Linked DNA regions of Homo sapiens: region 1 is linked to region 2. The links are chromatin loops, found by intact Hi-C in ENCODE. Cell type or tissue: dorsolateral prefrontal cortex. All regions are shown on one strand. Links, peaks and the distances in the headings refer to the core of each region. The heading gives the core; the rest is flanking DNA.

The links. A loop is a pair of places that touch in the nucleus more often than their neighbours do. Peaks named below come from ENCODE experiments on the same cell type or tissue, not always from the same donor. Only the 100,000 strongest peaks of a DNase experiment are listed, where the experiment ranks them.
Region 1: it touches region 2 in a loop (2.2-fold over the local background); 10 of 110 quality-filtered maps call a loop at or near these places.

What each region holds. Positions count from the first base shown.
Region 1 is chr3:11,947,811-11,964,002 of GRCh38, reverse strand. It overlaps the pseudogene RN7SL147P. Among named protein-coding and RNA genes, the nearest start is that of SYN2, 48 kb to the left of the region's middle. RefSeq lists a silencer at 2,235-2,378. In dorsolateral prefrontal cortex, for the core only: no CTCF peak of the experiment used is centred there; a DNase peak (open chromatin) is centred at 7,034; H3K4me3 peaks cover 528 bases; H3K27ac peaks cover 1,262 bases.
Region 2 is chr3:12,039,168-12,055,359 of GRCh38, reverse strand. The region is part of intron 1 of SYN2 (synapsin II); the gene reads right to left. Among named protein-coding and RNA genes, the nearest start is that of SYN2, 43 kb to the right of the region's middle. RefSeq lists a silencer at 8,657-8,951. In dorsolateral prefrontal cortex, for the core only: a CTCF peak has its summit at 8,756 (motif pointing right); no DNase peak of the experiment used is centred there; H3K27ac peaks cover 739 bases.

The sequences.
Region 1 (16,192 bases), core at 3,465-11,464, 90 kb after region 2:
AAACATAGAAAGATGTTCACAATATTTTGAGGGAACAGAAATTTATAAAAGAGTATGTACACCATTCTTCCATATTGGAAAAATTGCATATATGTTATCAATGTAAGCATGCATGGTAGTGGGCTAAAATACACAGAATGCACACTTGGGTGTCCAAAAAATAGCTTTATTTATTAATTTAAATTGAACTTATCTTAGGCTACTATATCACATTCCTGATGATTGTAGAAAACAAATTTGCAGCTTAAAGTAAATTCAGACGTTTCCTGACTTAAAGTGATCAGTTCAGGCCAGGCATGGTGGCACACGCCTGTAATCCTAGCACTTTGGGAGGCCAGGCGGATTGCTTGAACTCAGGAGTTCAAGACCAGCTTGGGCAACATGGTGAAACCCCATCTCTAACAAAAAAATACAAAAATTAGCCGGGCGTGGTGGTGCATGCCTGTAGTCCCAGCTACTTGGGAGGCTGAGGTGGGAGGATGGCTTGAACCCGGGAGATTGAGGCTGCCGTGAGCTGAGATTGTGCCACTGCACTCTGGCCTGGGCAACAGAGCGAGACCCCGTCTCAAAACAATCAATCAATCAATCAATAAAAGATCAGTTCATAATCCTCCCATTTTCTAATCCTTCTCTGGGTGATTTTAGCTCTTCGGTGGACAGATGCATCATCCTAGAATCCAGAGAAGCAGCATCTGGTGCCTGTGCTGCTGCCTGTTCTTCCCTGGCCTCTACACATTATCTTACCTGGTTCCCACCATGAAGCACTGGCATCTGCTGCTAATATCTGTGGTCCTGCCCTGGCTGCCAGTTGAGATGTCTATGCGCTCCTGATTTACCTTGTCACAATTTATTCTCAGCTTGTTTGGTATCCATCGTAGGGGTCCATGAGAAATTTTTAGATGCTTTTCCACATCTGAAAGTATGCCTTCAGCCTTGCCCAATCAATGGCTATTTTGCCCTTCAGTGTACCAGATTTGACATGGAGCAACTTTAATGAACTTGCATCCTGGGAAGAAAGGTTCAAGTTCCTTCTGCTTTTGTATTCTCGCTAAACCTGCTTAGGACGCCCAGTGTCCACTCCCACTCTCAGGTGTGGGGCAGTGCTCCGAGCCCCTTTTCAGAACCTAGGCAATGCGTCAGCTGTGGTCTCATCTGTCTAATTCTGCCTTTCCTCTCCAGACGTTCCTACTCTTATCTCTCTCTCTGTCTTTTTTTTCTTTCTTTTTCATTCTGGGGTTTATCTTACAAACGCTGTGCTCTAAGTTTTCCACGTTTGCTCTTTTCTGTACCAAGTCAGGCTGTTGCAAATCTGGAGATAAACAATTTCTGTCAAAAAAAATCCTGGCTTTTGTGAATAAGAAGTACTTTGGCTTCCAAACTTATGCCCATGCTATAGGTTTTCAAGTCATTTTATGAGTAACTAAGAATTTGGCCTTTTGTTTTTCTAGACTCTTTATTGTCCTTATGGGCAGTACCTTAAAAGGCCCGAATGGTGGGTGTAAAACACAAAAGATACAAGGTAACATGTGTTAGAAGGAAATAACCTCTTAATAATTCAAAATATTTTCCTTCTGCCTGTGCAGTGGAAAAGATCTGAAAAGATACATGATGAGGTGTCAGCAGTTATGATCTTGGGATGCTGGGAGTATATTAAGGTAACAGTTATGGTGGAAATTACAGAGAACCCAACTAGCAGTGGCTTAAAATAACAAGAGTTTATTCTTCTGGCACAGTAAGTCTGGAGGTAGGCAGCTGCTGGCATTGGCTCAGCAACGCAACATTGTCAGGGCCAGCATCTTTGCGGTTCCCTTGGCCTTTCCCCGAGGTCTCAAGATGGTTGCCACTCAACATGTTAAATCTCACATTCAAGGCGGAAGGGATGGCACCAACCCCATCTGTTCTTTTGAACTAGAAAAGCAAAGGCCTTACATTTTTATCTTATTGGCCAACACTAGGTCACATGGTCACCCCAGCTGCAAGGTAGGCTGGGAAAACCAGGGGCAGGTTGGCATTGGGTTAGCCGGTCAACCACACCTAGCGCAAAGGATATTTACATTGCTTTTCTTGTTTCTCTGTATCTTCTCATTTTCTACTTTATTTTTGTTTTTAGAGACAGAGTCTTGTTCTGCCACCCAGGCTGGAGTGCAATGGCACAATTGTAGCTTTCTGCAGCCTCTAACTCTTGGCCTCAAGTGATCCTCTCACCTCAGCCTCCCAAGTAGCTAGGACTACAGACATGAGCCACCAAACCCAGCTAAATTTTTTTTCTTTTAGAGATAGGGTCTCACTATCTTGCCCCGGCTGGTCTGGAACTCCTGGCCTCAGGTGATCCTCCTGCCTTGACCTCCCAAAAATGCTAGGATTATAGGCGTGAACTACTACATCCCAAATTTTTCCACTTACAAAATCGTTTATTTTTTTAGAGACAGGGTCTCATCTGTTGTCTAGACTGGAGTGCAGTAACATGATCATAGAATCATAGATCATAGCTCACTGTAGCCTCGAACTCCTGTCCTCAAGTGATCCTCACGTCTTGGCCTCCTAAAGTGCTAGGATTAGAGGTGCAAGCCACTGTGCCAAGGCTAATTTTTCCACCATTGACAAGTATTGTGTTTGTAAGTGCTATATGTAATTAAATACTAATAAATAATATTCAGAAATGAAATATACGGCCTCATTTGATTCTCCCAACTCCTTGCCCTCTGTATAATCTTGCCCTCATATTAGGAGAAGGTAAGGCTCATATGTCAAATGACTTTTCCAAGGCACCTGCAAATTATTGGCAATGCTCAACAAAGAATGCAGGTATCCAGATTCCATCACCTGATGGAGGATACCAATTTGCTGTTAACTATCAGGAAGCTTATAAATGAAACTTCACAGTTAAGTTGATAGAGAGGCTAGGAAAATTAATTAAGCACAAGCACAAAAGGCCCATTTCCCACATTTCAAGCCCTATTGAGTCAGGTGCATTAAGCTGGTACTGACTGCCCGTCCCTCTCCATGTCCCTCCTGCCTCCTCCGTTCTCTGTCCTTCCCCCCACATTCTCTGCCCGGCCCTTCCTTCTTGCCACCCACGGCAAGGTGTCACTCAGTGGAAAGAGCTCCAGCTTTATCTTCATTTACACCAGAGTCTGATTCTGATTCTACCACTTACTACCCATGATACCTTCAGCAAGTTGTGTCAACTTTCTGGGCCTCAAACCCTTCATCTGTTCAATGAAAACATTATTACTTATGTCATAGGACTAATTTAATAATTTACACAGCAGCATATGTCAAAGCTTCTCACATGGTTTTCAATGCTTAGTATGTGCTCAATCACGGTAACAGTAATTGTCATGATACAGAAGCTCAACAACTTTTGAAATGTCAGTCTCCATTATTATGCATTATTATTATTGCATTATTGTGAACTCAGGCCAGCAATAAGCCAGTGCACAAGGTCACAACTCTGTTCTCTGTCAATCAAAGCAGTCACTTGTATGGTGTCACTGTGGACTTAAACCAAGTGGATTTATGAGCAAACTTTGAGTTTCCAATCAGTTTGCAAAGTTTATAATAGTGTGTCGCTTCAAGCACAGATGGTTGAATCATGGCTCTGACACTTACTAGCTGTGATCTTGGTCAAGTTACTTAAAGTCTCTGTATCACAGTTTGATATTTAGAAAATGGGGATAAGAGTACTATAGGGTTGTGCAGATTCAATGAGTTAATATATGAAAAACACTTCGAACAATCCCTGATGCATCAAACATGTTACATACCTCTTTGCTGTTGTTGTTATTATTATACTGAACACCTGCTATGTGCCCAAGGACATGAAGCTAGTTATGGGTGAAGCCAGGAGTTAAACTCACCACTATCGGATTCTGAATCAGCACCCCAACCACTAACCTGCCTTCATTCACCATCTTTACCTACCTCCTTCCTCTTTCCTTCACAGTCCAACTCTTCCTTCATGTTCCTGGCATGCAGGTCTTTGTCTTGTCCCTGTCCATTCTTGCCATCCTTTATCTTTACTTTCCCTTCTCTATCTTGTTCCCTCTGCCATGAGCCTGGAGCTGAAGACTGCCTATAACACTGGTTGTATCAGAGACCCAACTGCAGTGCCTTAAACATATTTTTATTTTTCTTCTCTTTCTCTTACATAAAAGAAGTCTGGAGGTGAGTAGTTCAGGGCAGATGTGGTAGCTCCATCATCAGGCGGTCTTGCTGAACTCATGGCTTCCATTCTCAAAATCACCTCATGGTGACAAGATTGATGCTGTACTGCTAGCCATCACATCTATATTCCAAGTAGTAGGAATGAGCAAGATTACAAGAGATGACTCTGCATAGTCAATGCCATTTAAAGATCTTTCCTGGAAGCCCCAATCAAGTACTGTCATTTGGCCACTTATCTTCAGGGAAGACTAAGAAATAAAGTTTTTCATATGGGTACATCATTACTTTCAACCAAAACAGAGTCCTGGTATTAAGGAAAAGAAGGAGAATGGTTACTGAGTAATCAGCTAGCTATTGGTACTGTACTACTTTCAGAAAGAAGAAAAGGAAAGGCCAGGTGTGGTGGTACATGCCTATAGTCCCAGTTACTTAGGAGGCTGAGGTGGGAAAATCACTTGAGCACAGGAGTTTGAGTCCAGCCTGGACAGTATAGCAAGACCCCATCTCTAAAGTTTTAAATTATCTTTAAAGTTTTAAATTAAAATTAGGGGTAAAATAGAAAAGGAGAATAAATGTTGGGTAGGCAGCTAGCTATCTGTACTACACCATTCCTGAAGTTCCTTCTGAGGAGAATGCTGCACGTGGTTGAGAAGAATTCTTTGAGGAACTTAGGTAGGTGATAAAACATCCAAGAAGAATGGTCCGAGATTTATGGAACTCTAAAATTAATCTTTTTTTTTTTTTTTTTTTTTTGAGACAGGTTCTTGCTCTTCACCCAGCCTGGAGTATATTGGCACTACCAAGGCTCACCTCTGCCTCAATCTCCTGGGCTCAATTAACCCTCCCTTCTCAGCCTCCCAAGTAGCTGGGACTACAAGTGTGTGCCACCACGCCTGGCTAAGTTTTGTATTTTTCGTAGAGATGGGGTTTCACCATGTTGGCCCCATGTTGGTTTTGAACCCCTGGGCTCGAGTGATACACCAGCCTCAGCCTCCCAAATTGCTGGGACTAGAGGTGTGAGCCACTGCTCCTGACCCTAAAACTCATCTTTTAGGAAGGAGCATTCAGATTAACTGTAGGCCTTTTGTTTGCTGAATGGAGATGTAAGTTTTAATATAGAGGTGTTTTGCTTGGACAACAGAAAGACTAAATACTGCAAAGAGTCCCAAGAGTCCTATTTGTTTCTGTTCTTAACACCCCACAATGTTCAGCCCCTTCTCCAAATACTCTATTAACAAACATTTGAAGAATAGTGGTTTGAAAGGATGCCAAATCATTAGCCTGCCTGGGATAATTATCAATACTTGTGCTCACTCATGTTCGTTTCTCCTTTTCCTCTTTGTCAGCACATAGGAAGAGTACACTGCCCAGCCCTCTGGTGCTTATATAAGGCTATGTGACCATCTAGCCAGTGGTAAGCAGAGGTGACACATTTCACTTCCAGGCCTAAGCATCCAAGAGCAATGTGGGTTCCTGTTGCTTCTCTCTTCCCCTGCTGTAGTGAAGGCAGAGGTCGAGATGGTACAGCCACAAAACTGAAGCCACCTGGGAGCCCTGAGTGTCAGCACGTGGAGACAGCTGCCCTGGGGTGTTGGATGGGGTCTCAGTGTACTTCAACCACTCAAGAAATAAAATTTTTTATAATAGCCCCAAAGTGAAACAACCCAAATATCCATCAATTGATAAATAAATAAAATATGGTATATCCATACAATGAGTATTATTCAGCAATAAAAAGGAAAGAACTACTGATACATGCTACAACATAAATGAACCTTGAGAACATTACACTCAGCAAAAGAAGCCGGACACAAAAGGCCACATAATCTATAATTTCAATTATATGAAATGTCCGCAATAGGCAAGGACAGAGACAGAACGTAGATCAGTGATTGCCTAGGGCCATGCTGGGAGAGGTAATAGGGAGTGACTGTTAACCAGTACAGAGGTGTCTTTTTGGGGTGATAAAAATGGTCTAAAATTAGATAGTGGTGATGGGGGTACAACTCTGTGAATATACGAAAAGCCATTGGATAGTACAATTTAAACGGGTGACTATTATACATGAATTTTATCTAGTGTAGTTGTTTATCTAGTATAGTTTTTTAAAAAAAAGAAACAAGTTTTTGTTGTGTTCAACCTTTGAGGTTTTAGGGCTAATGTGGTAATATTGCAGCATAATCTGGTCTATCTTAGATAAATACTGCCCCAGGTGCCTGTATGTCCGTAGTCAGCCTTGGCTATACTGAAAATATAGTACTATGGGAGTAGAGATCAGGGGTCAACTAACTCTGCCCGGTGAATGGTGGAAGAAGTAACATCTGAGCTCTGTATCGAATAATAAGCAGAATAGCTCTCTCCTCCTCAGAAATGGATGCATGCATGGATGGATAGATAGATGGACGGATAAGTGGACAGACAGACAGACAGTATGGATAGCTTATGACAGGACACGGACTCATCGAAAGAATATAGCCGAAACTCTACCTAGTTGGACATGGCTAAAGTATGAGATATATATCATCCAAGATAGAAGTGGTGAGGCAAGAAAGGGCTTTATGTTAGGATATTCTTCCATTTCTATGAAGAAATACCTGAGACTGGGTAATTTATAAGAAAAGGGGTTTTATTGGCTCACAATTCTGCAGGCTGTACAGGAAACATGGCAGCTTCCTGCTGGGGAGGCCTCAGGAAGCTTCCAATCATGGTGAAAGGCAAAGGGGGAGCGAGGCGTCTCACATGGTGAAAACAGGAGCAAGAGAAAGAGAGAGTGAGAGGGGAGGTGCCACACGCTTTTAAGTAACCAGATCTTGTGAGAACTCACTATCGTGAAGACAGCACCAAGCCATGAAGGAGCTGCCCCCGCGATCCAAACACCTCCCACCAGGCCCCACCTCCAGCACTGGAGATTACAATTCAACATGAGATATGGATGGGGAACATATCCAAACTATATCAGGCCTTGAATTCCCAGCCGAGGTGCTGGGACTTGATCCAGCCAGAGAAAGCAGTTTTGAGGGATTGTTGTCAGAGAGCTGGAGCAGGAATATGTGTATTTTAGATCATTCTGGCACCAGCATAAAGACCAGATTCATGTAAGTAAAACTCTGGGTCAGGTGGGTAGCTTGAGCCTATCAGTCCGTGCAAACTCCAGCTCCTATCAGCCAGAGAGTCCCTCTGCCTGGTGCTCACTTCCCTCACCTCAGACCTGGTCACCCCTTCTCATCCTTTGCATCTCAGCATCCAAGTCACTTCCTCAGAGAAGCCTGCCCTGGCTCCACAGGCAAGTTAGGGTCCCTCATCTTGTGCTTTTCTAATGTGCTGTCTGTCTAGCCTGCATCTCAACTGTAACTAATCAACCACTAGTGAGATAGCTCATGTGTCATCCGTCTCCCTCACTGGACTGCAGGCTCCTATGAACAGGACTTGTCTTTTTCACTGCTGTACCCTCACTGCTTAGGTGGCATCTGACCCATCATAGCTACTCAGTAAATATTTGATGAATAAAACAAGTGAGTGTGTATGTGAACTGAAAGATGAATCTGCAATGTTAATACCTGGCTGAAAGCTGAACTTTCTTCTCAAGGAAAAGAAAAGCATGAACTAAATTTCCACAGTAGCAGGGAGTGGTAAGAGCACAGACTTCGGAGTCGGGCTGGTTCTGTCATACCTCAGCTGTGTGACCTACAGAAAGTCACTTTCCTCCTCTGAAGTTCAGTTTCTTTCTCCGCAAAATGGAGGCAATAACATTTATCTCATTCAGAGCGTGCACAAAGCAGCTAGCATTGTGTCATTTGATAGTAAATCCTCCAGACGTGACAATAATAACAAAAACAAGAGCTCTATTTTATCATTTAATCCTGACAGTAATCCTTTGAGGCTTATAACTCAGCATTTCTCAAACTTGCCTGATTATAAGAATCACCTCAGGGAACATGGTACAAATACACATCCCCAGCCCCTCACCCTGGCATTCTGATTCAGCAAGACTGGGGTGAGGCCTCATAAATCTATAGTGTATCAGGCATTCCAGGTGACTGCTATGAGCAGGCAGGTTTGGGCACCATTATGACCCCCACTTTATTGATAAGGAGAGTGACGCTCTGACCAGCGCTTCTCGCACACATGTTAACATGCTGGGGAGTCACCTGGGTCTTCGGATCCAGTAGGTCTGTGGGGGGGCCTGAGGTCAAGGATTTCTGACAAGCTCCCAGGTGGTGTTGATGCAGCTAGCCTGAGGCCCACACGGAGCCACAGGGGCTACCCTAGAGAGCCAGCTCACCCATCCTCAGGCACTTGCACATTGGTGGCAGGCAAAAATGCCAATGCCTAGGTCCTATCCCAGAGATTCTGATGTAATTAGGGGCATGGCCTGGGCGGAGGACTTTTTAAAACATCCCCAGGTGATTCTACTATATAGGAAAGTTTGCAAACCACTGGTTTAGGCCAGAATCATGTGGGTCAAATTCATAGAGCCAATAAATGGCCACACTGCCATATGAACCTATGTCTATCCGACCCCATAGCCGAGTATCTTGTGAGAGAGTAAACAAAATGGGACCTGATATTATTACTAGTGTTTTCATTATTGGAGGAAAGAGGGAGACCTCAAAAATAAGGCCAAAAGCCAGGTGCTTACGCTTGTAATCCCAGCACTTTGGGAGGCCGAGGCGGGCAGATCACGAGGTTAAGAGATCGAGACCATCCTGGCCAACAAGATGAAACCCCGTCTCTACTAAAAATACAAGAATTAGCTGGACGTGGTGGTGCGCGCCTGTAGTCCCAGCTACTTGGGAGGCTGAGACAGGAGAATCACTTGAGCCCAGGAGGCAGAGTTTGCAGTAAGCCAAGATCGCACCACTGCACTCCAGCCTGGCGACAGAGCGAGAGTCCATCTCAATAAATAAATAAGTAAATAAATAAGGCCAAAGAACATCAAGCTGGGGTCAGGATCTGGAAGTCACTATCACAAGCTGGGCTGGGCCACCAGTACAAATAGGGTACAGTTGAGGAGAGAGATCCCTGCTCCTTCTCGCAGCTGTAGGCAGACAAAAGCAGGCAAACGTGGGTGTGCGCCACTCCCGTCACTCGCTGGCTCCTCTCCAAATGGCATGAGCAGCTGCCGAGCCCTGCACTCACCTCACACCCACACTCATAGCTTTTTGAAGATAGAGAAAAAAGCCAGGCAGTCCCAGCCCCAAAATGAGAGAGGCACAATTGGACAACCTTGAGAAAGCTACAGCAGCCCCTAACTCAATTTCTTAGCAATTATCCTAGCGCTGTGTCTCCAAGGAATGAAGTCTGTGGCCTGATTCAGTAGAACACCAGACCTCCAGAGACAGACAAACACATTCCAACCACAAAATTCAGTTGGAAGACTCAAAGTGGAGAAGGGATGTCAAAGAAGACTGGCTGTAATTTCAGAAGCCATAACAGGCACCACCTGACACAGATAATAAAAATAAAAGCTATTATGTATCAACGGCCTGCCCTGTGCCAGACTCCATGCACTATCTCATTTAATCCTCATCAGCACCCCGTGAAGTAGGTACTCCTGGCCCCTTGGAATAGGGGAGGGGATTCAAGTTCAAGTTCACAAGTACAAAGATCACACAGCTAGGAAGTGGCAGAGCTGGGGTTTGAACTCAACCCCACCTTTTAAAATACTTTGTATTTTGCTTCTCACTCTGTGTGGCTGAGCCTCATATATCACTGCCTGCCTTGGCCTTTAAACAAAGGAAGAAATATTCTTCCACTGACTGTGGAGTGTAATAATCGTTCCTGCTGAGCCAAGGAGAAACAGAGCCCAGTTGTTTCTCCGTCCCTACATCCATCTCTGCAAGTTCGCGCTCTGCAGCCATGAAAGGGACTGATTTTGAGATGGCTGGAGGGACCCGAAGAGAGAAACTAATGAATATGCTCGGCTTTGAAGGGTGCCAGCACCACAGAGTGAGGTTGCTCTGAGCTGGCTGGAATGTGTTTGTCTGTCTCTGGATGTCTGGTGTCTTTGGTTTTTCATCAGAGCTTTATGCAGTTTTCATTTGCCCTGGGGATCTGGAACAACAATCCCTCTGTTCCAAAGGATTCATGCAGAAACAACTACAGGTGTAGCCATTTAATTGCCTAGCTTTAAAAAAAAAAAAAGGGCCAGGTGACATTTTGAACCAGCCGGCAGGGTTTTGTTCTAAAGAGCAGGACTGTTATTAGCTCTTATTTCATCCCTCCACCCCAGGGCATGGCATGGTTCTGTGTCCTCTACCAAGGTGACTCCCAGGATCCAACATTATCTACATCCCCCATCTGATCTCTGAAGCCTGAAAACCCTTTCAGGGAGGACAAAAGGTTTCATGCCATAATTAGAGATGAGGCTTCAAGGCCAAGAGCCACCACGAAGGCAAGGTGAGGTCTTTCCGGCCCATCAGACAGCAAAGAGCTAGAATTATCAGGAATCCTGAGTCGGTCCTTTAGCAGCTCACAACTAGGAAGGTCGTGGCAAGGGCAACAGTAAGCAAAAAGCTGGGAGAAGTCTTCAGTTTCAGGCTTTTAGCTTGCTAACATATTGGTGAGCCAGGAATATTTTTCCTTTTTTTTTTAAACCTGCAAGCTAATGAGAAAATCTCTTCCCTCAAATTCAAAGCTAATCACAAGCTAGGGACTAACTGGGCACCATTGTGCATTTCGAGCTCTTTGGTTGGCTTGGATTCGTTTTGATTTGGAAACTATTTTGCTAGCAAGCTTACAAATTGTTTGGCTGGGTGCAATGGCTTGTGCCTGTAGTACCAGCTACTCAGGAGGCTGAGGTGGGAGGATCACTTGGGCCCAGGAGTTCTAGGCTGTAGGGCGCTATGGCAATTGGGTGTCCACACTAAGTTTGACATTGATATGGTGACCTCTCAGGAGCAGGGGACCACCAGGTTGCCTAAGGAGGGGTGAACCAGCCCAGGTGGGAAACAGAGCAGGCCAAAACTTCCATGCTGATCTGTAGTGGCATCGCCTTGTGAATAGCCAGTCCACTCCAGCCTGGGCAACATAGCGAGACCCTGTCTCTAAAAGCAAACAAAAAAAACAAATAAGTTGTTTGAGAGATCATCTTGATTTAAAAAAAATCATTTTGGCTACAAAACCCAAACATTAATAATAAAAAACTCTTCTCAGTTCTTTCCCTCCCTTTGTTTCTCACCAGGATTGGGTTGCAAAATGGTCACGTAATAGAAATAATAAGAGCCAACCTTGACAGAGTATTTACCATTTGCCAGGCTCAGTTTCAAGGGTTTTACATGTATTATCTCATTTACTGTTTGCTACAGTTCTATGAAGCAGGTATTATTTACCTCCCCAATTTGCATATTAAGAAACTGAGACACAGATGGTAGGTAGCTTGTCCAAGGACACAGACAAGAAGAAGCCAACTCAGGATTTGAACCCAGGCAGTCCGATTCCAGAGTCCATACTCTCTTTACATTTTAATTGTGAACATTTTATGGAAGAATAACAAACATACAGAAAAATGTACAACTCATAAGTGTACAGTTCAAAGTATTTTCACAAAGTGAATATAACCCAGTACAAAGGCTCATGAGGATCAAGAAAAAGAACAGTATCAGACCCCAGAAGTCCCTCCTGCTCAGTTCCCTAGCTCCTCACCTGGAGAACCATCCTGACTTATTACTTTTTAGAGACATGGTCTCACTGTATCACCCAGGCTGGAATGCAGTGGTGCAATCAGCTCACTGCAGCCTTGAACTACTGGGTTCAAGTCATCTTCCTGCCTTGGCCTCCCAGAGCACTGGGATTACAGGCATGAGCCCTGGCGCTGCCAGTCCTGACTGACCACAGCTCACTTGGCTATTTCTAAACTTTATATAAATCTAATCCTACAATATGAACCCTTTTGTGTCTATCTTCTTTCCTCATAATCTTCATGCGATTCACCCATGCAGTTCCAAGGGGGCAATAATGCACTCATTTTTATTGCTATGTAGTATTTCATTGAATGACTATCCCACAATTTTTCCATTCTACTTTTGGTGGACATTTGGGTTATTTTCTGCTAGGCACCATTTCAAATAGTGCTGTGATTTGTCTTTTCATGCATATATGTGCGCATTTCCATTGGGCATCTATCTGGGAGCAGAATTGCTGGTTCATGTGGTATGTTCAACTTTCATAAATAGTTCCAAACACTTTTCACCAGAAGAATCTAAGGGTTCCAGTTGCTCCACATCTTTGCCAACTCTTAGGTGTCTGCTGTTTTTATTTGAGCCATGCAGGTGGGTGTATAATAATATCATATTGTAGTTTTAACTTCATTCCCCCAAAGACTAGTGAAGTTGAGCCCATTCTCTTGAGGTTATTACCCATTTTGATATCTTCTTTGGTAAAGTTCTTGTTCTATCTTTTGGCTCATTTTCCTGTTGAGTTTCATGCTTTCTGTTGTTGATTTGTAGAAACTCTTTTAGTATTCTGGATGTAAGTCCTTCATTAGACATATGTATTGCAACTATATCCTACTTTGTGGATTTCCTCATCACTCTCTTAATAGATTTTAATAGAACAGAAGTGTTTTTTAACAGCTGTATTGAGATATAATTTATGTACCAATTTACCCACGGAAAATGTACAACTCAGTGGCTTTAGTGTATTCACGGAGTTGTACAATCATCACCACAATCAATTTTAGAATATTTTCATCACTCCAAAAAAGAACCTCCATTCCCACTAGCAGTCACTTTCCATTTTCCCTCCAACCCATCCCTCCCACCCTATGCAATCACTAATCTGCTCACTGTAGCAGTTTTTAAATTTTAATGTAGTCTGATTCATCCATTTTTCCCTTATAGTTTGTACATTGTGTGAGCTATTTAAGAAATATTTGCACACTCCAAGGTCATGAAGATATTCCCCTCAGTTTTCTTATAAAACTATTATTGTTTTACCTCTCACATTGAGATCTACAATCCACTTGGAATTGCCTTTGTGAATATCAAGTTGACTCATCATCATGTACTGAAAGTAAATCAGGTGACTATATATACAAAGGTGTGTTGCTGGCCTCGCTATGCTACTCTGTTGGTCTGCCTATCCTTAGACAAATACCACACTCTCTTAGCTACTATAGCTTTATGTTACATCTTTATTTACATCTTCGTCTGACAGTGGAATTCCACCAGCTTTGTTCTTCTTCAGGCTTGCTTTGGCTATTCTTAGCTCTTTTCCAGGCCTACCAATCTCCACCAAAATATCTGTTGGGATTTTTTTTAAATTGAGATTGCATTAAGATTATGAATAAATTTGGTGAGAATAGTCATCTTTATAATAGATGGTCTTCCAAATGAAATATCTTTCTTGTTTTTTAGATATTCTTTAATTCCTCTAAATAATTTTTGTAGGTTTTTTCTTTTTTATTTTTTTTTAGGTCTTATACATGTTTCATTTGATTTAGTCCTAGAAATTTGATGTCTTTTATACCATTATAAATAGATTTTTTTATTTTTTATTTTTTGGTTTGTTGCCAGTATTGAGAAATCAAAAAATTTCTGTATACTGACCTTGTATCCAGTGACCTTGCTAAATTCACTTATTAATTTAATAGTTTTTGTATATATTCTTTTGGATGGTTTACGTACACAATCATTATACAATATCAACAATTGATGACATATTTGTTGCTTCCTTTCTGATGATGAGGCCTCTTATTAATATTTCTTGCTTTGGAGCTCATTTCTTAACTACTATGCTGCCATCAAAATTGCTATGCAGAACACCAGAGTTCTCTGTAGAGCCCTCTTCCCTCCCAAATCCGACAGTTCTTAGGATCCTACAGCAGGTATTCTTTACACGTGTTCATTATCAAAGGCTTTCTCGCCCAAAGGACAGAAAACCTGACTATAGTGGCATAAACAAATAGAAAATTTCCATTTGTTTGTTGTTGTTTGCTTAGGGAGTTACCTACAGGAGAGTCTACATAAATGGCTGCTGCAGTTCCAGACATCACATCTATATTCAAGGCACAGAGGAGAAGAAAGCGGGCAAGAACCCTAGTTCTTGTCATGTGGTCTCTGCTAATTTCAAGGGATCCCGGAAAAGTGGGATATGGAATTATCCCAATTGACTCAGAGATCCATAATTTGGGCCAGACACAGTGCTTCTTTGCACAAAATGGCAGTTCAGTTAGCAAAGAAGGGAGAGTGGTACTGGGTAGGCAGCTAGCAGGGCCTACGACAACACAACAGGCTTCTGCCTGCTCTCTCTTGCATCCACTGGGTACCCTGTCCCCCCTGAACAAAACCACTTTCTGCTACAGTTGGAGGAGCCTCCAGGTGGTCAATCTGCCCTGCGATGTAGCTGCCAAATTGAACAAATGCTTCTTGTCTCCTTTCACGCTACCCTCTGTTAGAATTGTCACATAGTAGTGCCACTTGTGCCCAAAACATTAAAGATTTTTTTGGTAAAACAGTTCACTTCACAGCTCTCTTCTTTGGTAGGACACCAGTGTCAGGGGCTGAGCCCAGAGTCAAGCAAGAACCTCCACACTGCACACACTGCCCCCATTGAGGACCAGAATTTATGACTGAGTCAAGCTGGCTATGCTAGGTGCCACCTTTCCTCAAGATGACTTCTTGCCCAGTTAGGTACTAGTGCTATAGTGAGCCAGGATTCTGATCTGAAGCCCCACTCAGGCTCAACCTGGGACCCTGGCTACACACATAAGTAAGCCCCAAACTAGGAAACCATTTTGGCTTCAGAGCACTTTAGACCTTGAATGACACAGCAGTTTTGAATTTTTTTAGCTAGCTGGCAAATCAAGAAACCTAGAGTTTAGACCCAATCCTGGCACTCATTGGCTAATTATTGTTAGGAAATTTCATTCCCTTCACTGGGCCTCATGTTCTCTATCTGAAACCATAAAAGACTTGGACCATATGGCCTCTCATGTTCAGCCCACCTCAACTCTTTTTAGAACCCACCCCATGAGAACATGCAAGGGCATTCAGGATTTGTCCCTCAGTATTCGTCAGCTCAGATCCTGAGTATCATAGCAGGAGGTCCTAAGATCACCGCCCACCCCCACCCCCACCCCGCCATCAAAGATGAGGAAACTGAGAAACATAAAGCAACTTGCCCAGGATTTGAACCCAGGTCTGTCTGACTCTGTCTCAGGCTGTAGATCACCATAAGTAACACGTGGCCTCTACCAATACTAGTCCCCACACTTCCTGAGAATGGTGCCTCTGGAGCCAGCTGTGCAAAGCCTCAGCTGCAGAGAAGATGCTCCTGCTTGTGGGTGGAGTGGAAAGAGCTCCCAGGTGAGGGAAGGGCTGTCATCCACCCACCCAGCCATCTGTCTGCAAGATTCCCCTATTCTGCTAAGCACTCATTTTTGCCCTGCCTTTCCCTGTTATGGGCTTCATATTTTATGATTTCAATATAAACAATTTACCAGGAATCGTCATTCCCTAGACCTGTTCGGCCTGCTATAGAAATCTGATTGCTCAAATCTACAGCTGAATCCAATAGAGGAAATACAAATACTCTTACCTGTAAGCATCCAGAACCGAGAAGGAAAGCAGCCCGCCACGTTTGTATCCACGTCACTCATTTGGCGGTGGATCTCAGGGCTGCTACTCAGGAGGCTTATACATAGACCCAAGTCGGTGCATTCTCTTTGCAGGGTCTCCAAGGGAGGCCATGTGCACATTCTAACAGCTGCACCTTGCAACCTTTTTGTGAGAACTTACATCTTATTTGCTGAGCTGCCTCAGTTTTCCCCCAAACACTCAACCTTTGAGAGGACAAATGGCAAAAAACAAGTGGGAGTATTTGGTTTATGGGCCATCCTCTGAGGCAAAGGCAGCCAGGATCCCAAATTGCTGACCTCTCCCCGCGCCATTCACTGCTGCAGGTTCCTGAGGGAGATTTGCAGAAATCCAGGCAATGCCTACCCCTTACTACTTTGTCATCTCCTATTCAAATAAGCTTGGTGGTTTATATTGGAGCAGAAAGAACTCCTTTTACCCCTCTTGCC
Region 2 (16,192 bases), core at 4,426-12,425:
TGCCTTTGCTGCATCTCTTAAATATCGTTATGTAGTGTTTTCATTGTCATTACCTTCTAGGTATTTTTAATTTACATTAATTATTTAGTGGTGTTTTCAAATTTTCAAAATACATGGGGAATTTTTAAGATTTTCATCTTTTTATATTAACTTCTAATTTCATTATAGTCAAAGATCATTCTATATCTTTTTGAAATGTGTTGATGTGTTCTCTGCTTTATTCATATTAATTTTTATGAATGTTCCATGAATATTTGAGAAACTGTGTGTTCTTAAATTGTTAAATATAAAAATCTATATGTCCAAAAGGTCAAGTATCAAGCTTTTTAATTTTGGCATTCAGATCTCCTATACTGTTCACTTTCTGTCTTCTTGACCAATCAATATTAAATTTATCAACACTAATAAAGGATGCTAGAAAACAAAAGCAGTACTTTTCTAAATTTTGAAGAAAAATTATTTTTGACCCAGAATTCTATATTCTACTAAACTATCAAATGTATGGGTTAATAATTTCATTTTTGAATATCTAATTTCTCAGAAGATTCATCTCTTAGGCACCCTTTCTTTAAAAACTCCTGGAAAAGATGTTCCTGTAGAATGAGGAAGTAAAGCTAAGCAAAAAAGAAAAAGTGGGATCCAAGAAACTGGAACTACTCCCCAGGAGACAGTAGTGTTAAAAAAAAAAAAAAAGTCCCAGGATGCAATAATCCTAGATACCAAATTGTCCAGATTAAAATAGGATAGAGGGTTACAAAGGGAGACCTCTGGGCAGGGGATCAGAGAGGGGAGAATTGGTAGATTTTTCAGATAATGTAAGTAATTGGTTGAATCAGACAAATCTTTTGCTCCTCCCCAGATTCTCTTGGCTTTACTCACTCTGCCTTCAGGGGCCACCAGAGTGATTCTAGATGGACTCATGTAGTTAAACCTTCTGTGTCAACCGGCTATACACCCCAAGTCTCTGGCTCCTCCTACAACTCCCAGATTCAGATGAAGTGCCACTATGTAGGATCTTGCTTCCCCCAAAATTGCAAAGGACAAATCTGATGATGCAACCAGGAAGCATGGGGAGGAGGGTTATTCTTCATGGGCAATTTTTAACCAGTGGGAGACAGAACATAAGGGGGAATCAACAGATAGAGCCCCTTTCCCTCTTTCTCATGGACTACTCTAACAGTTTTCAGGATAGCCCACATGGAAATGTCCTGAGTGGGCAGACTGGTGTACCTGCCAAATGACCAGTTGTTATCTCTTCACTGCCTGTTGTAAAGCAGCGGCAAGTGTGATAAGGCATTACCTTGCATTTGCTTCCTGTCCTTCCTGCCTCACTCCCCCTACTATCATTCTTGCTGCCCTGGGATTGCACCTCCCAGTAAAGGATTCGCATTTAATGTTTGCCTCAAGCTCTGTTATCTAAGGAACATGGACCAAGTCACAGGTATATGATGGATTCTGATAAAATAATATGAAAATTTTTAATTGAGGTTTGCAAAACTTATCATTTTAATTATATTTTTAATTATTCGAGGTTTACAAAAAACTTAATTTTTTAATTTAACTTATTTTAAGTTAATTACTTGAGGCATACAAAAATTTTAATTGAGGTTTACAAAAATTATTCTCAATTTGAGAGTTATAAAAATTTTCATGTAAAAAACATGAGAATACTATTAACTCTAGGGGGGAAAAGTCCTGTATGGTAAACATTGTAATCATAGTAAGTATGCCACCTAGCTCTGCAGAAAGAAACATATATGAGAATAATGTAAACACTGATATAAATACAAATTACAGAATAATTATGTTTGATAGATGGAGTGTAGAGGGGGGCTGTGAGACCTAAGTGTACATTTATCAGATAATGAGAAAGAAGGATCAATCAGAATCATATCTATATATATTTTTTTGTTTTGTTTTGTTTTGTTTTTTGTTTTTTGAGACAAAGTCTCGCACTGTTGCCCAGGCTGGAGTGCAGTGGTGTGATCTCGGCTCACTGCAACCTCCGCCTCCCAGGTTCAAGCAATTCTCCTGCCTCAGCCTCCTGAGTAGCTGGGACTACAGGCACCCACCACCATGCCTGGCTAATTTTTGCATTTTTAGTAGAGACGGGGTTTCACCATGTTGGTGAGGCTAGTCTCGAACTCCTAACCTCGTGATCCACCCACCTCGGCCTCCCAAAGTGCTGGGATTACAGGCATGAGCCACCGTGCCTGGCCGGATCAATCAGAATCTTATTTCCAGCTCTAAAGTAATTCAATGTATGATCTTGGATGAGTTAATTTACCTTTGTTTCAGTTTCTTCATTTATCAAATGGGAATAATATCTACCATGCCTTTTGCTGTAGGGTTGTTGTAAAGGTAAAATGAAACAACATGTATGGAAATTATGTCAAAAAACAAAAAGGTCATCTTCAGAAGAGATATGGGAACCAGCAGCAAGCTCAAAGTAGCATGTTTGGGTCAAAGGAAGATAAGTAGGATGTGAGTTCAAATCTCCTAACTTAGCATTTCTCTGACAGCTAAACTGCAAGGGCAATGCTAAGAGTTTCAAGAATGTTATGATGCTTTGGCCTAAAAAAAACTGTTTTTCTCTTTCTGGAAAGAAAGGAGACATGACCAAGGCTGGCTCCTATGGGTAATCTTGATTACAACAACCTCCTGACTTGTTTTCTCGCCTCTAGTCTCTCCTCCTACCAATCCATCCAGATACCTTAACACTCCTAACCTAACTCTTTATCATGTTATCCAGAGATCAGGGATCTACAATGGTGCCACATTCTTCAATTTAGGTTCTATTCCTTCTCCATAAATTTGTATTTATTTCCCTGGTCCACACAAATTTTGATTCTTCTTGCCCAATTCTAACAGTCAATTTAATTTTTTTCTTGAAAGTATAGCCAACAATTAAGTCTTAACAGTTGATTAAATTCTAATGTAACTTTATAAATCTTGAGTTCCTCAGGCACTGCATTAATTCTGGAGAACAGCAAACATGTCTCTCCTAAGTGCTAAGCACAGCTCCTATCAGGCAGTAGGTGCAAAAAAAAAAAGAAGAAAAAAAGAAATGAATAGAACAGAGGTTACTTACTTAACCTCTTTAAAATTCTAGTTTCTCTTCTGCAAAATCTGAATAATACTTTACAGATACTGTGAGACTTTTAAAATGATATATAGCATACAGTCTAGCACAACGCCTAGCATGTAGCTAGCATTCAATAAATGTTTCCTGAATATAAATACTAAAATGTGAATATCGATCCCATATGATTGCTGCTAGGGCTAAAGAAAGATGTGTCAAAAATGCTCTAAAACCAAAACATTTGTCAAAGGTGAATAATTATTATCATTAAAAAATACAAAATAAACTGAATGAAAAAGAAAACCAGCAGGGAGCCAACTAAGAGGCAACAGCCCACATGGGAAATACACGGTGAATTTAGTAAGATTTCTAACCTCTGAAAAGCTTCCTTCTTGGAGAAGCTGAATAAATTCCTGAGAAACCTTCCATATGAAGGAATGAGATCCTAACACCTCAGGCATACACAAGGCCTTGAAGCAGATGTTGTTATACAATGTGTTCCAAAGAACATTCTTGACAACTGACCCATTTAAGGAATATTTCCTCTGGTCCAGAGAAGATCTCTGATAAGCTATTTCCAAGTGGGCTGATCCAGAAATAAGCCTGCATGTTCAGTTTCAGAGACCTGAGATCTACTTGAAGTTTAGAGATTAGCACAGAACTAAAAGAAAATCATAAAATGAAGGCGGCAGACTATAGGATCTCTAAGACCTTTCAGTTCTTACATTTGAGGATTCATATGTACTAAAAGAAATAAAAACTTCAGGGGCAGCACTGGGGCAGCAGCAATTTGAGAAACAGACCACTACGACCCAAAACTAGAAGACCAGCAGTAGCTCTGGAGGACAAAACTAGAAGACCAGCAGTAGCTCTGTGCCTCTGCCAGAGATGTAGAACAATGTAGCAGCTCATATCTAAGCAAAATACTCTCTGCTTTACATTTCAAAAAAAAAAGCCACCAGGGAACTTGAAGAAATTGACACATTTCCCCTTGCCACAGTTTTATAAGGTCATCTTAAAATCCTGTTTAGAAAGCTATAATTTTTTGATAAAAACATTGTGTAGAACTTATTATTTTATCCTCATAATAGGTCCATTGTTACATACTAAGCATCTGTCTGGAAGTCAAAAGACTAGGATTCTTATCCAGAATTTTCTAATGACTTTCTGTCAACAAGACATTAATCCTTTTGCTATTCTATTTTTGGGTCTCTGTTTTATCTATATAGAAATAAAAAAAAGAGGCCGGGCGCGGTGGCTCACGCCTGTAATCCCAGCACTTTGGGAGGCCGAGGCGGGTGGATCATGAGGTCAGGAGATCGAGACCATCCTGGCTAACAAGGTGAAACCCCGTCTCTACTAAAAATACAAAAAAGTAGCCGGGCGCGGTGGCGGGCGCCTGTAGTCCCAGCTACTCGGGAGGCTGAGGCAGGAGAATGGCGTGAACCCGGGAAGCGGAGCTTGCAGTGAGCCGAGATCGCGCCACTGCAGTCCACAGTCCGGCCTGGGCGACAGAGCGAGACTCCGTCTCAAAAAAAAAAAAAAAAAAAAAAAAAAAAAAAAAAAGAGAAGAGAAGAAAGATGAGATTATTCCAAAGATCTTTACAAGTCTACAAACCTAAAAAATCACTCCAGGCTAGGCAAAGTGGCTCACGCCTGTAATCCCAGCACTTTGGGAGACTGAGGCCGACAGATCACGAGGTCAGGAGTGCAAGACCAGCCTAGCCAATATGGTGAAACCCCATGTCTACTAATAATACAAAAATTAGCTGGGCATGGTGGCACACACCTATAGTCCCAGCTACTTGGGAGGCGGAGGCAGAAGAATCACTTGAACCTGGGAGGCAGAGGTTGCAGTGAGCCAAGATCGTACCACTGCACTCCAGCCTGGGGGACAGAGCAAAACTCTATCTCCAAAAAAAAAAAAAAAAAAAAAATCATTCCAAACTGGAGCCATTCCTGGGTCAAAGAATCAACATTAAATGAAAGGTGTAACTTACGGATTTACTCTAATAAACTCTAACATTTCAAGAATCTTGCAGAGAATTATAACCATTAACAGTCTAAGAACTGTCGAGGCTGGGTTCGGTGGCTCATGCCTGTAATCCCAGCACTTTGGGAGGCCGAGGCGGGTGAATCGCCTGAGGTCATGAGTTCGAGACCAGCCTGACCAACATAGTGAAACCCTGTCTTTACTAAAAATACAAAAAATTAGCCGGGCGTGGTGGCAGGTGCCTGTAATCCCAGCTACTTGGGACGCTGGGGCAGGAGAATCGCTTGAATCCTGGAGGTGGAGGTTGCAGTGAGCCCCCTCAAAAACAAAAACAAACAAAACAAAAAGAAAACAAACAAAAACTGTCGAGATTGCTTTGTGTTGCACAGTTCTGGTGCCTGCTTAGAGCTCTCCAAGGTACTGATTTTATCTCTGGAAAGTTTCTGCTTTTCCACTCTTCTAAATATAAGCCATGTTTCCAAATCTGTCAACCACCCAGGCAGATGTGGCACAAACATAATGTATCGTCCAGTGGATATATAAATGAATAAAAGAGAAGAATGTCATAGCAGAAAACATCACAAGACTGCAAAACAAAATGAGTTCCAAACCCTGTTTTTCATTCAACATGTACCAGTCACTTTATAGGAACTTACTGTATCATTTCCTATATAACTCCCAAGCCATCTATAGCACTCTGATACTAAACTAGTACTCAGTTCCCTCATCTTTCAGTTTTTTTATTTTTTATTATTTTTTTTTTTTTGAGACGGAGTCTCACTCTGTCACCCTGGCTGCAATGCAGTGGCACAATGTTGGCTCACTGCAGCCTCCGCCTCCCGGGTTCCAGTGATTCTCCTGCCTCAGCCCTCCCAGGTGGCTGGGATTACAGGCACTTGTCACCACACCAGGCTAATTTTTGTATTTTTAGTAGAGACGAGTTTCACCATGTTGACCAGGCTGGTCTTGAACTCCTGACCTCAGGTGATCCACCTGCCTCAGCCTCCCAAAGTGCTAGGATTATGGGCATGAGCCACCGAGCCAGGGCTCTAATGTTCTTCCTACAACTCCTCTCAGCTGCTCTTTTGGGCCCAATGTTAACTTTCCCAAAGTTATGCTAAACTAGTAAGCATTCAGACTATCTTACTACACATAGCACAATGGCCTGACATACCCTAAGTGTTCGATAAGCATGTGCTCAATGAATGAGAAAGAAGGGTCCATGTACATTCCCAAACTTCAAGGGCTTCTAATTTCACATCTCACCTACATATTCACAAAACTCTGACAATCTCATCTTACACAGAACTGAAAAGACTGACATATAGGTTCCCACGGTTTAGGTCTGCAAGTGATTGTAAAATCCATAAACCAACGATATAATGAATAAAATAGTCACTACCGACTGCTGCAATTCCAGTACAGTGATTATCAGCAGGGGTCCAGAATTGGACAAACTTAGATTTGAACCCGAGCTACCATTTACTGCTGCATGACTTGGGCATATTATCTTTCCTGTGCCTCAATTCACATACTTTTTAAGTGGGGGAAATATAGTATATACCCTCATAAAACTGCTGAGAGGATGAAATGAGATACTATATTAAAACACTTAACTAAGTAGGCACTCCTTAGATTGTCTTATCCACTATCTACCTATCACAATACCTGGCACACAATAAGCGTTCAATGAATGTTAGCTATCATCATCATCTTTACAATAAATCACTGGGTTCTACAATTAAAATGTAGACTTTTTATATGGCAAACAGTCTTAAAAGAATTTTGTAGTTAAAATAAAATCTCAGCCTGGCACAGTGGGTCACCCCTAGAATCCCACCACTCCAGGAGGCCTTTGGGAGGCCAAAGCAGGTGGATCACTTGAGCTCACGAGTTCAAGACCAGCCTGGCCAACATGGCAAAACCCTGTCTCTACAAAAAATACAAAAATTAGCTGGGCATGGTGGTGCACACCCGTCGTCCCAGCTACTCGGGAGGCTGAGGTGGGAGGATCGCTTGAGTCCGATGGCTGCAGTGAGCCGTGATCATACCACTGCACTCCAGCCTGGGTGATAGAGCAAGACCCTGTCTCAAAAAATAATAAAACAAAATCTCATAATAAGCCCTTGGGAAAGTAAAATGTAGCAAACACGAATTGTCTCATCTTAAAAAGGCATAAAAAGGCTAAATCTTTCACTTAGGGTTACAGAAAATGCTCAAAACCCTAGAAACAAACAATGGGCATTTTATCTGTAAGTCAGAAGTAAAAGGTTGGAATACACAACGTACGTAACTTGTAGAGGGTCTCACAATCAGGTACCAAGGAAACCAAAGTACTCTCATACCCAGAGTTAACTGCTGATTTATTGAACCATCTTAAATCTGAATGGTTTACAGCAAAAAACAGGTTAAATGCTTTCTTCAAATTAAACAGAACATCACATGCTGCCACCTTACAACTCCAACAACTAATGAGAAAAGCATCAGAACACTGCTTCCTGTTTTACAAATGGAAGTGATCTCTGTTTTAACAAACCCTTCAGATAATGTTAATATATACTAAAGTTTGAGAATCACTGTCCCCAATCCATCACTCGCCTCTCTATCCAACTTAGATGCCATGATCTAGTATTTCAATAACTTAAACTTCCTTTCCCTTTCATCGTCTCCATCTGACAAAAACCTCAAAAACCCTTAATGAGCTCAAGTATCCACTTTCTGTGTCCCCAAGCTGCTGAAGAATGCCAGAAAGAAATAACACAACAGAACAGATTGTCACCTCAACAAGGCCTTCAACTCTCACTAAATCATGAGTTTGTCTGGTCAAAATATGATGATTTAAAATCTTATTCATTTCCTTCAAATAGTACCCCTTCCATCATCCTTCCTTCTTCTCAGTAGATGACCTAGCCTCCTACTTAACAGAGAAAATAGAAGCCACCAGATGGATACATCCTCAACTTCCCACCATCCAATCTACACACCCTTCTGTATCTTCACCCATATTCTCCTCCATCCCTTCTGTTAAAATAATAGATCAGGTGTCTCTCCTCTTATCTAAGACCAAAAACACCTGTGAGCCAGATCTCATTTCCTCCTCCTCTTAAAGGAAACTCACACTATTAAGTATTCTTCTCTTTCCATACAATTTGCCTTTCCCTTAATTATGGCACATAATTGGAACATTAATATATACAATGAAATACCATTCAGTCATGAAAAAAACAAGGTAGTGCTTTCCATCTTGATATGGAACAGTCATGGAGTACAATATGTTTTCCTGAAGTTCAAACCCATACACCCAACTTCCCATAATCATTCTCTTTATTGTCTCATTGGCACTTCAATTACAACATATCTAAAACAACATTCATCATCTCCCCCTAAAATCTGTCCTTCAGGTTCCTTCAATGTTCCTCGTATCAGTAAATGGCAACCTCCATCCACCCAGCTGTGCAGTCAGAAACCTAGTCGTCATACTTTGACCTCTCCTTCATTTCTTATCTAATCAATCATCAAGTCTTGATGATCTATTAAATATTTCTTATATTATTCCAACTCTCTTCATCTCCACGTTTGCTACTTTTGTCCAGGCCACCATCTTCTCTCACCTAGTTTTTTGCAATAGCCTTTTAATAATTTCCGAACATCCACTCTTCCCTTCCTCCAATCCAGTCTCCACTAGATGGCAGCCAGAGCAGTCATTTCAAAATATCAAAAGGAACATCTAATCATGTCTCTCTTCCATCAAAACTGTTAGATAGCTTCCTATTTCTACAGTAGGAGAATAAAGTGCAAAATCCTTAGCAAAGCCTATAAGCCTCTGCATGAACCTCTGTTTACTCTAGCCTCATCTCACACATTCTCCCCCTCTCTACATTCCAGTCACAAAGAAATGTCTTTCTTTAAACTAACTATGCTCTTTCCCTTTCACAAGCTTCATGTTCTTTCTCCCAGGATGTTGCTCTCCTTATTTACCTAGCCAACTCCTATTCATCCTTCAGGTCTCATTTTAAATGTAATATACTCACCAAAACCTTTCCCAACTCCTCAGATTTGGTCAGTTTCACCCACCCAATTTACCAGACATTCATTCATTTTATTCAGTCAACAAATGTTGACTGAACAACTAAACCACACTAGTAGCTGTACTAGGTACAGAGAATAAAACTGAACAATACTGACAGTCTCTTTCCTAATTAAACTTATATCCTAGTAGAAAGTATAATCATTAAACAAATATTTAGTTAGAGTTGTAGTAAGTACTATAAAGGAGAAATATGGGTTCCTTTGAGAATGAATAAATGTCTGGTAAATGAAAGAAGCAAGTTATTCAAATTCAGTTCTGCTGACTCCAAATCCCATGCTTCTCACCCACTACACTATGCTGTAAATTCAAGCCTCATTTTTTAAAAGCATAACTGATTTTAACTTTTTTCTTCTTAACTCCGCCAGATTCAAATTCTATATAGTACTCTCCTGTGCTTCTGGGAGGTATTCCTGAGCCCCCCACTACTCAATGTTGCAGTACTCCCACTCCACAGGGCACACAAATCAGTTCGCCATGAGCACTGAGGTGGAGATTGTAGGGGCAAAGGGATTCAGTACAATGCAGGGTATGTGCAAAGGACTATGGGAATGCAAGATATGGGAAGATTAATTGTCTACGGGCTACAGCATAGTGAAAGTACTTTGTAAAATGTAAAGCACTAATCAAATGATTGTTATTAGTGATAGCAATAGTGGTGGTAGTCTCTCTAAGTAACGGAATCCCCCATCCTCCAAAGGGGGAAAAACATCTATTCAAATTGGAAAACAGTAGAGACATTTACTTATTTAACCCAGAAAAAAACTGAAATGCATTTCTCCTCATTCATTCTTACCATCTCATTTTAACTCTTTCTACATTTTACAAACAAAACTCCGCTTGCAGCAAAGAACAATCCATTTCACTTTTTATCTACTCCTTTTTACTGCATCAGAAAAACTTCAAAAGTCTGACAGTTCTCATGTATTATAATCACATCTCAGTCATTAAGCAGTTGCTGAAGTTTAAAAAAAAACACCAAAATACTAAATGCAGTAAACCCCCCTTTAAACATCATTTTTATGGTATACCACATGTACAGCTCTCTGGTGGTGGTACAGTAGAATGAGACAGGGTTGGAACTTAACTAGATTACTAGATGCCTGGAGGGCCCAGGATAGGAACCTCTGGATCACATCATCTTTAAGGCATATAATCAGATTTTCTAATGATTCCATCTCCACCACTTCTTAGCTGCATGACCTTGGGTATATTTCCCAACCTCTCTAATCTTCAATTTTCTCATTCATAAAATAGAGATAAGTGTACCTATTATTTCAGGTAATTGTGAAATTTAAATATATATAAAGAGATTAGCACAGTATGTAGCACACAATTGTACTCAATAAATATTTGATATCTTACTCTTATCTCTCTGGTTCTGAAGTCCTATGATTCTATAAACCCAATGCCATAGAGCACAATAAAAAACCTGTACTATAGGTATTTTTCTTATTCCCCAATAGCAAGAATGTACTATAGTTCACAGCACATGTAGACTTACCATGTAGACTTATAATGAAGAGGGATGCTAACTGCTTGTCTAAAAATAGTGCCTCCATACACCCCTATAAAAGTAAATGACCAAGACTCAACATAAAAGGATTCCTCCTATTTTCAGGGGTTCTAATTGTTTCATCAAATGTCTTCATCAGATTCTAAATATCTTATACCCATTATCCTGGTTCTTTCCTCTAAAAGAATGGTTGCTCATAATTATTTTGATCACAGAGCAAAATAATTTTAGACAGTTACTAAGTTTTCAGTCATATTTCTGGAACCCTTTGCTTTTTCAGAAGGATCTCATTTCAAATCTTTCAATATCCTGATTACTCATGAAATGGGAAAGACAAAATGAATATGATATTCTACCAGTTTGACTACTATGGAAGCATTTCATTCTTTTTTGCTTTTGCTCATGCTATTCATGTTCATGTCTTACTGCCCTCTCCTCACTTGAATCCTCCTCACACCTGTGTGTGTGTGTGTGTGTGTGTGTGTGTGTGTGTGTGTGTGAGAGAGAGAGAGAGAGAGAGAACTTTGCCTTCTAAAGGTTGACACTAGAACCTGGAAAGTGGGGAAGAAGGAGAAGAGGAAAACAGAAATTCAACAATTAATTAACATGTTATGGGTAAGAATTTCTGGTAGGTAATATGGAAGATATAAAAATGAACAAGACAAGATCTCCATCCTCATGAGACCTACAATATACCTGGACAAATGGCACAAGGCAGAAATCATATAATACAAGGTAGAATGCAGTATGTACAATAAAATTGAAGTAGATAAACTGCTATGGAGGTTCAGTTGAGAGAGAGAAACAGATAAAATATTAGGTAAAGAAATCTAGGGAAGTTTCATGATGGAGATTTGACTATATAGTAGGTGAGAAATAGGTACAGACGTGGGGGAAGACAGATGCTGAGACTTTTCCATAGGAAAGGTCATATGATATGTCTGGCCCTCCTTTGACTAATCCACGGTGCATTTCTTTAACCAACCCAGTAGAATGGACATCACAGTTTTATGCCCAGTCATTCTGAGGGCCACATAATAAATTCCTCAGGCAATCAACAGAAGAAAGTAGACAGCTGAAAACAAAATGACAGAATATTCCTAAAACACAAGCTTATCTTTCTGAGCCTTATTTTTCTGATTTGTAAAATATGGATAAATAATGCCTACCACACAAAGTTGTTGGGAGATAAAATAACACATTAAAGTGCCTAAAATATACCGGGTTATATAGGAGACCCTGCAGTAAATGCTTATTTTTCTTCTCTTTTAGATTAGTATCCTAAGGCTGTCATAACAAATTACCACTAATTTGGTGGCTTTAAAAAAGTGAAATTAGGAGAGGAAAAAAAAGCAGCTGGGCACCAGTAGTTCACACCTGTAAACCCAGTGCTTTGAGAGGTTTGTTTTCCAGGAGGATTGCTTGAAGTCAGGCGCTCGAGACCAGCCTGGGGAACACAGTGAGACTCCATCTCTATGAAATTTTTTAAAAATTAGCTGGGCATGGTGATGCTCACTAGTAGTCCCACCTACTTGGGAGGCCGAGGTGGGAGGATCGCCTGAGTCCAGGAATTTAAGGCTGCAATGAGCTGTGATCACCCCATCGCACTCCAGCCTGGGTGTCAGAGCAAGATGCTGTCTCACAAAAAAAAAAAAAAGAGAAAAGAGAAGGAAAAAAAAGGTGTGGGGGGATTTATTCTCACGGTTTTAGAAGCCAGAAGTCTAAAATCAAGGTGTGTTGGCCGGGCTATGTTCCCTCCGAAGGCTGTAGGGCCCATCCAATCCTTGCCTCTTCCAGCCTCTAGTGGTTACAAGCAATCCTTGCCATTCCCTAGCTTGTAGTTGCCTAGCTGCAATCTCTGCCTCCATCTTCACATGGGCTTCTCCTCTCTGTGCTGCTCTCTGTATCTTCTCTTCTTCTTATAAGGACACCAGCCATTGGATTTAGGATCTACCTTATATCTGGAATGATTTCATCTCAAGATCCTTAGCTGCAAAGACACTGTTTCCAAATAAGTCACATTTTGAGGTGGACCTGAATTGGGGGATGGGGAGGGCCAGGCAGAAAGGAACACTATTCAACCCACTACACCCTCCTTCTTTAGATCCACTTGCAGCTGAAACATTCTCAGGTCTCCTATAACTGTCTAGTTCACAGGAAGACATTACCTTTCCATTGAGCTCCCAGGATAATTCCATAGTATTAAACAACAATATCTACAAATCCCTTAAAGAAAACTGGGATTTCAAGAAAACACAAGGCAAGTCAGCATTTTTAACAGACCTGAAGCTTGGGCTCTAGTCCTATCTAGAGCAGTTATCAACTGTGAGACCTTGGGCAAATTATTTCAACTCTTTAAGATGCAATTTCTTCAACTTTAAATAGAAGTATCACAAAATTTGGGGGAGAATTAAGAAATATAATAAATGTGAGAGCATTTTGTGAACTTTAACATGATATACAAATACTAGTCATTATTTACAAAACTTGCAATGTTTAATTATTTAACCAAATATACTGATACATGCCAGGTACCATCTTAAATTCCATGGGGAAATAAGAGAAGCAAACATGTTCCAAGACTTCAAAAGGCTTACAGACCAACGCTAATATACAAAAAATAGAAAACAACTTGTCACTAAATTATTTGGAAACTACTATATATGTTGGCAGAGCAGAGCAGGCTGTGACCAATGCTAGCATTGAAGGAAGAAGAAATGAGCTGTCTTAGAAGGACAGGCAGGATTTAGCTAGAGAAGAAAGGAACGTTTTGAGCGAGGGATATAAGTGGAAATGAATATTATATCTGGAGGACTGAGAGAAAACCAGCCTGTCAGGTGCAGATGGTGAATGCTGGGGAGGAATATCAGACATAACGCCGGATATAACAAATTTCAAAGCTAAACAGTATGCCTAGACCTGATGCACAGGAGTGGCAACTAGAGGTTATCTGAATGGAGAATGCCATGATGAAAGCAGGGCTTTATGGAAAAAAGCCTGGCAGCATTTACACCTTAGACTGGCAGGAGGGAGACTAAAGGCAAGGACACGAACTAGAAGGCTGTGGCTCTAATCCAAAACATGCTCATCTTCACTGGTTGCTAAAATCATGACTGGCAGAGAAATCTGAAGTTTCTGGAAAGCTGCTTACTTCTTAAACAAGAATTCTACATCTTAGGGTTTTTTCCTGTGTTGACCTCACTAAACCAATCACCCAATTGTGTAGAATCTTCCAGTTCATATTTCTCATGGCAGAAAAACAGCTTGGAGGACACAGAGGCAAGCTCTATTCCAATGTAAAAATCCTCTCTAAAGCAACATAGATTGGGGGAGTTATACAATCTCTGAAAAAACACTGCAGTCTAAGAAATGTCCATTTCACCAAAGCCACCATCCCAGCAAGCAATAAGGGTCAAACACATCAGCTCCTTGGACAGCTCTTCCTCTGGGAAGGCTGGAGTTCATCATTGCTAGAGTAGAAGTAGGGATACCATGATCCGGCAGCTTTCAACAGAGATTCAAGCCATACCCAGTAGTGGCTGGCTGCAGGGAGGCAGGTCTGAGTCAGTCTGTCAAGCAATGAAATCCTCACTCCATCTGCTCTGAGGGAGTTGTCTGCCAAGTTTGATGCCTGGACACATAAGCTCTCACTCCTACACCCACCCCTTTATTCTCTGAGAAGTAGAAACAAAATCTGTTTCAAAGCTTCATCTTTTCTCCTCTTCCCAAGCTCCAGCTCTAAGAAAGTACCTCTCAGTTAAAGGTTATAGAAGAGAAGAGAGAAGCACATATTCCCCTAATAACTCCAAATGGGCAAGAAAACTATAATACAATCTACATTAAGCAAAGGCTGCCTGACTTTTCTATCAACACCTTAGTTCCTCACTGAGACTTAGTCCTCTTCCACTATCCTTCCATCTTTCTTTTATCCTCTTTTTTGAATCAAATATTGGATATATTTTTAAAATGTGATATATATGAAAGTTATAAAGCCTAGTAATAAAAAGAACACTCATGGCCTTACAACTCATTTTAAGAAACAGAACATGGTGAAACCCCGTCTCTACTAAAAATACAAAAAATTAGCCGGGTGTGGTGGCGGGCGTCTGTAGTCCCAGCTACTCGGGAGGCTGAGGCAGGAGAATGGCTTGAACCCGGGAGGCAGAGCTTGCAGTGAGCCGAGATCACGCCACCGCACTCCAGCCTGAGCGACACAGCGAAACTCCGTCTCAAAAAAAAAAAAAAAAAAAAGAAACAGAACTTGCCAATACCGTTGATGCTGTCTACCAATACCCTCCTGCCTCACTCTGGCTTCCATCAGAAGTAATCACTATGCAGGATTTTGTGTTTAACATTCTCTCCTGTTCATCAGAGGCAGATTAATCCAAAGACCTCCTGCCTCCTATTACCACTCTGAAATCCACTTTCACTGCCCTTTCTGTCTGCAACTACACAGTTGCCAGCCCATCTTCCACCAGATTACAATTATCTTTGGGAAGACAAATCCTCACCAAATCCTAGTTAATGAAAATCCAACAAGTGCTGAAAATCCATGTAGTCTCTCCTCCTCAAACATGGACACAAATCTCCCAAATCACCAATTTATGTCCCAAATCAGCATACTTTGTACTTTAATCATTCTATACTTTATAATTGCTAAGTAAATAATGAGTATTCCAGGCTCCCCCAACACCAATGCCCACATGACTAAAGTGGGCCATTGGTAGAGGCCCAGAACCTCACTGTACAACTTGCATTTCATTCATACTAGACTATCAACTACTTAAAGGCAGGAAACATGTCATAAAAGGATTCTGATTTAGGAATTAAGACCTGATCTTATCTGATCTCAGAAAAAGGGTGGCAACATCCTTCTTTTAGGAAAAAGTTTAGTTTCTTCCTCCCGATCCTTAATACCTGATCTGATACAAGATCTCTTGTCTATGATCATATCCATGAGAGGACCAATTCTGTTACTACATACATAAAGCTACCTTTATCAGAAATAACTCATGGCACACCTTCAAAAAAAATCCATTGCTTTATTTGGCTCTGTCTCACTTCTTGCAGCATTAATCCCAAAAAAGACAGGATAAATGCTGAATGACAAAAAAAAAAAAAAAAAAAAAAAATCTTTGCTTCTTTGTTTTCTCATCTGCAGGATAGGAACATCACCATCAAGAATACAGTGAAAACTGAAGTGACCTCTACCTAGCACAAAGGTAGAGTTTAAACAAGATAATGTATGTAAGGCCTGTGGCATGGTGGTAGCACATAGCAGCTGGTGAAATAACATGAGGGACCTTGTATTTCCCTCTGTACAATGTCAGAAAATCTACTAAACACACTTTGTGGAAAGCCCCAGCTACAAGCAAAATGTTAGCAAACCAAACCTAGCAATAGATAAAGGATTATATAACACGACTAAGTGAGATTTATTCCAGGAATACAATGTTGGTTCAACATATGAACATTAGTCAATGTAATATATATTAATAGAATAAAAAAAGAAAC